Linked DNA regions of Homo sapiens: region 2 is linked to region 1. The links are chromatin contacts, found by Hi-C or POLR2A ChIA-PET in ENCODE. All regions are on one chromosome and are shown on one strand. The core of a region is the stretch at or near the end of the contact, and the rest is flanking DNA. Distances in the headings are between cores, read along the strand shown. Region 1 overlaps ARHGAP24 (Rho GTPase activating protein 24). Region 2 overlaps ARHGAP24 (Rho GTPase activating protein 24).

Region 1 (4,584 bases), core at 1,125-3,624:
GTATAAGTCTTAGTCATGCAAGATGAGAAAGCTCTAGAGATCTGCTGTACAACAATGTATTATATATTTAAAATTTAAGAGGGTAGATCTCATGTTATGTGTCTGTTATCACAATAAAATACATAATAAAAATCTAATATGTTTTAAAATCACAAAGTATTACAACTTCAAAATATGTTAAAATAATCAAGGGCAGCTAATCTAATGGAAAGCATGTTTTTATCATAAATTAGTTCAAATACTTTTTTAAATAAGTAGGTGAGTTAAGAGTTAAATGAGCAATCAAACAATTCAAAGTTTATGGTCTTTTTATAGATCCATGTATAAAGTGGGGCTTTTAAGAGCAGTTTTCTCTGTATCAATAGCTGTGCTCCCCTTCATGGGCTAGGATAGAATTTAATCATACCACACCATTACAACGTGTGAGAGAATTTATGTAAACCTGTGCTGACAGATGGAAAGGTTGATAATGGAAATAATACATTCCCTTTCCCTACCATGCTCCTCAACAAACCCCATGTTTCATATTTATAAGAACTGCCATGTTTTTGTTATTATCAATATTTACTAAATCTCACTGCCACCTTTTTACAGCCCCCGCACCCCCCCCCCACCCCCCCACACACTGAGAGAGTTAAGAGTTGATGGAGGTGAGGAGTAAAAGGTTTAACTCAGTTCATGCTTGCAACCCTAAACTCAAGATCAGTATAGGTATAGAAATCTATAATTTTCCCTCATTTATTGTAATGTACCAGGCAAAGTCAAAAGAAAGATCATTTTTGGTATGGGAGATTCATGAGCAAATCATATTATGTGTCTTTGAAAGTGCATAATATATTGGAGACGCATGAGGTATATTGGCTACCTTAGTGAGACACAGGAATAATTCTACTTCTCCAAAGAAAGTTCCCTCTACATTGTATCCTTTACAGAGAGTCCAATACTCTTAAGCTAATCAATGCAGTTTTCATAGTGTCTGCTTCTGAGTGTCTGTCAAGAGGAGGAGCTTGCAATATGCTTTGCAAGCAAAGTGCAAAGAACCGCATAAAGTGGCAGTAATATTTTGCTCTTGATTATTCAACTTTAACTATGATCTTTTGCATTGCTTGGAGGCAATTACTTGAATTATCTCTCTGGAGGCTAAACTGATGATTCTGCATTTCCATATCATCTCTCTTCTTGCTGGCTCCCAAAACAATGCTGTTTGGTCTGCATGTGGCCATATGAGAAGGCCATAGAGCTGGAAGAGTCAGGATGGCTGTCTTTGATTTCCCTTAGGTAATTCTATAGGGCCACATGGAAGCCTGACTGTTCCTGCTTTGTAAAAATGCACAAGTCTGAAACAACACAAACCACTGGCTATTCTCATTCAAATAAGATACTTTAATTGTTTTCTGGTAATAGAGCAAACTAGCATACTATTTTCAAATTAGAGCACTCTGCTGGCATAATTGTAAAGTCACACAATATAAATAATCAAGAATTCTGTTCTATCTGTGGCTTATTATGGTTTCTTTACATCTTTGTTTTTAACGCAATGGCAGTGGATTGCTCATACTAACACTTAGAGGACACTGTCCAGCTGAGCTTGGTCAATGCTTCCAGAAAGGGATCCTCCTTTAGCGGAGAATATAACACAGTGTTTAAAAGCCCAGAATTGAGTTAGATGGACTGATTTAAATTATGCTCTATACTATGTCCTGATCTCGGGCAAGTGTCTTAACTTTGCCCTGTTTCTTCATCTGTAAAATGAGGATAATAGTAGCACCTACATTCTAGGAGTATTTTAAGGATTAAATGTATGCTCCATATAAATTATTTTGAATAGAACCCAAATACTAAGTGGTCAATACATTTTAGCCTGTGATATTTATTTTATTTGTCCCTACCCTTCACAAGAAAGCATTTGGTTATTGAATTGAAAGTGACATGAAGAGCTAAGTAAAAGGCATGACTTCTGTCCAGCTTAGACAGCTCAATTTTCTCCATGAAGATCCTGTAGAGGATCCTGCATGAAGAACTGTTACCTATTGTGTTTTGCATGCAGGATCTGAATACATAGATTTTTCTGAATCATTATATTTAAAGTTGCATGCATATAAATGCTTTGGCCTCTTTCCTAGAAAACTCGGGTACTCTCCTGGGGTGATCTTGTGATTTCCAGATGCATTCAGAAAACTCAATGCAGCTGCTATCTACTATTGACCAGCCAGCACTGGCTCCACTGTGCTAAACAGGAAGGAGCCCTGGGAGGGAAGTGGAGAGTTGAATGTCACATGAGTTAGCAAAGGCTTTCTTGAACTTACATCATGTTTAATTGTATCAAATGCTGTTCATTGTGTGGTTAGGCTCGTGGTGCTTCTTGGATGAAGGAACAAGGAGAAAAATTACTGGCATCTGAAACAAAACCAGAAGTCTCTGTTTATTTGGGACCTCAAATTAGACTTGAGTCATAGGATTGTCAAGTTGCTTATGCTGGAGTCAGCTGGGCTGGTTGGCTTCTTATAATGCAATAGACAATTCTTATTTAATCCTACTGTCTCATAAAAAAATTGAGAAAAGACAGGTTCAGAAAGCAAGACTTGATGAGTTAAAACACCATTTTAGTTTCAAGTCTTAAAATTATACTGGGAGTTTTTCTGCATATTTTAAGGCTCTGTTGAATTTTGAGAACATTCTACAGTATAAAAGCTCAGGTGTATCCTCAAGACACATTTCTGGATTCCAGGGCTGTCCTTTAAACAAATGTGCTCTAAGAATTCTCTCTATAAATTTGTCACTTTAGGAAATCATCAGAAAAATATGAAAAAGAAAGGCTCATCACTGAGATTTTTCATTCTTGTTAGAGGGGACTGTTAAGCTTCAGGAAGGCTGTGATACTCAAAATATAGGTCTTAACTCATGATATATGTAGTGCTTTATTATATATTATAATTATAATTATAATATTATATATATTTATTCCCCATTAAAATGGGGAATAATGCAAAGACATCCAGGCACATGGGTTTGGTTTCAGAATATTTTCATTTTTTATTTAATTTCTGCCACTTAATACCTGTGAGACCCTGGATTAGTCACTTGAGTCCTCTAAATATCAATTTTACTCTGAGACATGTAAAGACAGCATTATCTCACACTCTACAGGTGCTATGTGGGTACATAATAGAAACAGGATACTGTAAGTTGGAATGAAGAAGCCATAACTCCTGGGTCTGTGATCTCACGGTTTAATATCATCAAAATTTAAATTAGAGAAGATAAGTGAAACTTCTTTGATACTTTTTTTGGCTCTCAGTATTAAGCGATTTCAATTTTGCAAGTCGTTTTCACATCTGCAATTTTCTTTAGCAGGATGACATTCAATGAAAGGTTGACTATGCATTGGGTAGGCAGGGCTTTATAAAAACCTTTCTTATAGCTTTCAGTTTCAGCTAAATTAAATTTATTTTTGTTTTGAAATGAGAGTTGTTCAAGGATATAAAGGTAAACCTCTGGAATTTGGTAGTTTCATATCAATGGGACTATTTACACAGAGGCCAGAAAGTTCCCTTGTACTGCTCATGCCGATCAGATTCATAATATTAGAGATGACTGTGATTGGATGATATCAACTGCGGTGTTGATGATGCACTTTTCCTGGGCTTCCTTACTGTCTCATGACCATGCTACATTTTGGCTCTAAAAGGATCTTCTCTTCTCCTCGAAGGGAGGTAGAAGCAGAGAGGAAAAATTTCAAATTAATGGCAATCTTTAAAACCTTCAGACTAAAAATATGATAGAAAGTGCAGTTGGGTAGAACCAATATATTTCCTCTTATCTACCCTTTATTTCCACTTTCAACTGGTTTTTCAAAATAATGTAATTTTGAACTGTAATGGGTGAAGAGAATTAAAGGAGAGAAGCAAGAGACAGACACTATTGAGACTCTCAGAGGAAAATGTCTGTATCTGACCACCTTGAGCTTAGTCTCCTCAGGTTAGCATGTCAGGAAGGCGAGTGGCAGCATTTCCCACTCCATCCCAACATGGTGTAGTACCTGCAGAGTATAGGATTCCAGGGAAGATGAAGGGCAGTCAAATCTTCATGTGCCTCAAAGGAGGACACTGGAATTAGCTGTGAGTAGAAAATGTGTAATGTGGAGGTGCGTAAGATGAAAAATTAATGGACTGAGGGCCAGAGACCAGTAAGACCAGGGACATTATCTTAACAGATACAAGTATGCAGGGGTGACTTCTCTGAAGAAATGATTTTCATCACAGTGGATGTCAAAGGAAACCAAAATATTTCACCCCAAAATACACTTCCTCAATACATTTTGGCACGGCTGTTCAGAGGGCCCAAACAGAAGTAGCCCTGCAAATCTGTCTTTTGTGGGGGAGATTTGCATCTGTAGAGAAATAAAGTGAAGTAAACAAAAGATGCAAACAAGCTTTCTCTGAAGCCCCCCTTGTCCAGGTCTAGGAAAGATGAACTGAGAGTATGAACCTTTAAAGATCTGAGAGAAATATTCACCATCTATTCTCTCTGAGGGCTGCTACCTGCAAGCTTTCATCTACACCACAAGACCACCTTTGCTAGCCA
Region 2 (4,584 bases), core at 1,125-3,624, 62 kb before region 1:
GAAACTTATAGATTCTTGCCACGTAATAGAAATTTTCCCTCCAACAAACTTCTCCAGGACTTTATTTAGCATGAAGAACATTCTTCTATGTATTACACTTAGTTTGGTAATCTGTAGCCCATTAGATTATTATGAGATTATTCACAAGTTCAAGGACTATGTTTTATTCACTTTTTATGTCTTTCATACTGTGTAGTATGCAAGTAGGTACACAGGATGTACTTGTTGATTTTATTTTCTTATAGTTTTTTTTTTTTAAGAGATAAGGTGTCACTCTGTCACTCAGGGTGGAGTACAGTTGTGTAAGCACAGCTCATTGAAGCCTTGAACTCCTGGAGTGAAGGGATCCTCTTGCCTCAGACTCCTGAGTAACTGAGAACCACAGGTGCACAGCACCATGCCCAGCATATGTGTATATATATATTATATATATGTATATATACTACTATATATATTATATATGCACATGTATGTATACAATATAATACATATACTCTATAATACATATATATGTATATATGTATATATACATATACTACTATATATTATATATATACTACGGTATATATTAGTAGTTACTGGGGTCTCTCGCCATCTTGCCCAGGCTTGTCTCAAATTCCTGGTCTTAAGTGTTTCTCCTGCCACGGCCTCTTGAAGTACTGGGATTATAGGCATGAGTCACCATTCCCGGCCGCTGGTTAAATTTATAAGCTTCTCTCCTTTTCACGTTTTCCTGGGCACAAATTTACTCATATCTGACAATGACAACCACTTTAAGGATGAAAGCACCTTGCTTTAACCTCACACTCATATTTAAACATTGTTTGGAATTAATAGTGGAGAGCATTGAGACTGGATTAAAGAAGGCTTCTGAAAATGGAGGGCACATTTAGACTTGTCTAGCTGTTTAGTGGAGGCTGGCATATGATATTCTGTACCGCCTGGCTAATTCCCTCTAATGATTGGACTACCTTTAAGAATTCTCTGAAATAAGGACTTAACAAACAAATGGCATGCATGGGGAAAGATATATTTTTAAAAGACTAAATAACCATTTTAAAAAGCAGCAATACATAATGAAAAAATATCCCAAACCAATATGAAAGATGATTCAAGTCTCTTTTGTTACAAGTTGTTCTGGAGTCCTGTCAGTCAGGAATGTCACAGCTACAAGTAACTTCTTGGTTTGCCTCTAACGCGTGGAGGGTGGAGGATGGAGGGTTTAGGAGAGACCTCAGTCATCTGCTTCCCAGCTCAACCTCTCTTTATCTCTCTGTGTGTCTTTTCTCTCTCCTTAAACACTGGGGTAGCATTTAACAACCAATATGCTAAAGATCCATTCTCCTTGAATTTGTGCTCCAAGAGTACTAATTTTTTGCTCTCATTTAAGAAATTCTATTCATTTATTTTGTGACTTGGGCCTTATATCTTTCTCACACATATAGAGTGAGTATGTGACTGAGATTAAAAACAGAATCCTAAAAATTCATAGATTCAGGGATTATGGGATTCAAAATCAAGCAAATAACCATTCCAAGGAACATAAGCCAGACTCCTTGCCTCTCCAGGATTGAAGCTTAATCCAAATATGTTTGAATTGTGGTATTACAAGTAAAGTACTCAAGGGTCTTACAAAATGAAAAGCACTTTTCAAGTAGAACATGGCTTCTATGTTTTTCTATAAATATTTGGACAAAGCTGAATTCATATGTGATAATCAAAACAAACACACTGGAACCACTGGAAACAGATGCATCTACAAATGGATGAATTCCTTAAAAAGAATGGTTTTGTTTTTGTTTTTGTTTTTAATATGGAGGATGAAAATCACCTACCAAACAATAATTCCATAGCTCTTGGTGGCAACCATAGGCAAATCTTGGGATTTGAGAACTTGAAAAGATGCTAGGAATTAAATAATCAATTAGTTTTCAGTCTTGATACCATACTTCTGTGTTATATGCTACAACTTAGTAGTTGCTAATTAATGATAAAGTAGTGCCATTTGTAAGAGATTTGCTTATTTATAATTAAGGTTGTTTTAAGATTATTTTTACTTAAGTTTTGGCGTGTTTCCTTGAATGAGGGAGCCAGGATAACATAGAGTCGTTGCACTCTTGTGCTAACTTGCAGTCAGTCTTATTTGGCCTGTGTGTCTTATCACAAAAGAAAGAAAATAAAGATTTGAGAACTGTTACTTTGGTACAACAGTTCTGCTTCTCTTCTCTGTGGGTTTTGTTTCATTGGCTCTTTCTTTTCTGTTTTTGTTTTGTTTTGTTTTTGAGACAGGATCTCGCCCTGTCACGTAGGCTAGAGTACAGTGGTGCAATCATGGCTCACTGCTGACTCAGCCTTCTGGGCTCAAGTGATCCTCCTGCCTCACCCTCCCAAACAGCTGGGACTAACATGCCCAGCCTTTTTTTTTTTTTTTTTTTTTTTTTTTTTTTTTTTTTTTTTGAGATGGGATCCCGCCTTGGCGTCTTAAAGTGCTGGGATTACAGGAGTGAGTCACCACATCTGGCCCCTCATTGGCTCTTTCAAATGCTTGATTTGAAGTCCCTTTGTCTTTCTCTCAGTTTCACCTCCGAGGTCCCAGACCTCTTTTATTCCCCTAAATATCTTCTTAAAGGCAGTGATGTGCTCTAGCTCCCACTTAAGTACCATGATTTTTTTTTTAGCTGAATTATATGATAATTTGACAACACTGTCTTCTCTTTGCTTTCAATTTCTTTCTGGTGAATCTGAATTTCAGAAACACTCATCATTGCCTAGAGATTCAGATTCTCTCATTTTAACTGAGATCTGGAGTCCCTGATAATGCACTAATACTGAATAAAGGCAACATTTTTTCAGAACTTCCATCTCCAGGGCCCCTGTAAATCATAAAGTTTATAACATTTTACATAATTTAGGTGTCCTGTGTGAGATTTCAAAATATCTACATTTTAACAAGTTTAATCGATATTCTAAAGATTACAGAAATTATCTGTTGCTTATAACCTATGTGCAAAATGGCACTAAAATATAACAAAATTTAAGGCAATTGTTTTTGCCTCCTAAGAAACGTACAGGCTAGCTAGTGATATTTTAAAAAACTTGAAAACAATTCATAATAGAGAATACATAAACATTAAATAACAGCACATACTTTGGAGTCACAGAAATCAGGGATTGAACCTTGTCACAAACCTCAGTTTCCACATCTGTTAATTGGATTTAATCAAAGAACCGATTTTAATGGCATTATTGTGGAAATTGACCTAACACCTTCTTATCTGATGCAGACATTCAATTAACCAATTCACTATATGTCAATCTATACGTCTATACATATAGTACACACACTTTTCACCTTTTTTTCTCAAACACTTAAACAGTAATTTGGTAATTCTGTTATTCAGAAATTCAGGTTGCATGTTCCATTCAACTAGAGAGCAAAATCAAGCTCAAGCTTAGCTGGATAGACAGGCTGAGTTAATTAGTATTCCTTTTCTTATTTTCCTCCTCCTTCTCCTCTCTTCTGTCCTCCCTCATTTTCTCCCGCTCTCCATGTTGCACGATAAGAGAGAGACATCATCAGTATCTCGGCTCAGTGACTGCCTATCTCTTCTGGGAGAAAGCAGACTTTTGGCCAGCTGCCAGCTTCTGCCTCCAAGGTTGAGGACAATTGCCCACTCTGTGCCATGGTGGCCAAATCCTGCCAAACAGTGGCAGATGGTGTCTTCCCCACAGACCTTCTACAAGTCACATGGCAATTGGCCTGGGTGAATGTTCCAGCTCCTTCGTGACTGGTCTATCCCAGTCAACCTGCCTTACCACTCCCTCCCCCACTCTGGCAAATAGAACACAGACTTTCAATCACTGTCACTTTTTCCATAATCCTCTCATTGGAAAAGAGAGTTTTTAAAGAGTAGATCTTTTTATTTGGTTTTGGTCTTTGAACTACATAATCAGACCACATAGAATGGTGTCAGCTGCTCTAGTAAAATGCAACTACAACACAAAACATGAAAAAAAAGTACCAGTGCCTGTAAAAAAATTATTTTCTCAATAATCTTTTTCCTCTCCTATATTCATGGAATGGAGCTGTTATTTTATAAAATTATGCACTAAAATATCACTAGGCCCTGAAACAAATTCAGTTTCTCTCTCAACTTCCAGCCAGTTTCAACATTGTTGCCCGCCCTCCAACTCCAGGGAAAGAAAATGGCCCACATCCAGGTAACTGAGGCAGTGAGTTCTTCTGCTCATCACAGTTGCCATCATCTACCAGCTTTTTGGCATTCCTGCCTGTCTCCAAGCCATACACATGCCCAAGTGAACAAAACTGAATCTAAAAATAAAAATAAAAATGCAGAAGTCATACTCAGAGAGCTGGAAGTTTAACACATATAATGATATCGCTGTAAAACTATTTGCTTTTAGAGATATTTCTGAAAATGAAAACAAAAACCCTGTTTATGTATTTATTTATTTTAAAACCCTCCCTTTTCTTTACTTCTGGGTAATTTAGTAAGATAGCACCATAGAGTCTCTAAGATGTTCCCATTTTTCCTAACAGCAAAAGCCATTCTAGCCCCATCT

Evidence for each region. Hi-C counts contacts between places; a loop is a spot of excess contacts on that map. ChIA-PET counts read pairs that join two places held with the same protein, here RNA polymerase II (POLR2A). Pooled maps may share reads with other maps.
Region 2: a map of B cell shows a loop between it and region 1 (2.1-fold over the local background). The contact joins two enhancer-like sites. A Hi-C loop is called at or near these places in 5 of 168 maps with a recorded cell type or tissue (B cell, CD14-positive monocyte, astrocyte of the cerebellum and 2 more), 1 of 37 single-sample maps with no recorded cell type and 5 of 50 pooled maps. POLR2A ChIA-PET finds 5 or more read pairs at or near these places in 3 of 52 experiments (HEK293, OCI-LY7 and PC-3).

The regions. Positions count from the first base shown.
Region 1 is chr4:85,679,146-85,683,729 of GRCh38, reverse strand. The region is part of intron 2 of ARHGAP24 (Rho GTPase activating protein 24); the gene reads right to left. Among named protein-coding and RNA genes, the nearest start is that of MIR4451, 41 kb to the left of the region's middle. Within about 2 kb of position 2,374, at least 7 of the 41 ENCODE cell types and tissues checked have a DNase peak (open chromatin) inside an H3K27ac peak, as active enhancers do; they include B cell and CD14-positive monocyte, where a contact is called at or near this core.
Region 2 is chr4:85,741,266-85,745,849 of GRCh38, reverse strand. All of the region lies in intron 3 of ARHGAP24 (Rho GTPase activating protein 24), which reads right to left. Among named protein-coding and RNA genes, the nearest start is that of MIR4451, 21 kb to the right of the region's middle. RefSeq lists a silencer at 3,520-3,814. Within about 2 kb of position 2,374, at least 12 of the 41 ENCODE cell types and tissues checked have a DNase peak (open chromatin) inside an H3K27ac peak, as active enhancers do; they include B cell and CD14-positive monocyte, where a contact is called at or near this core.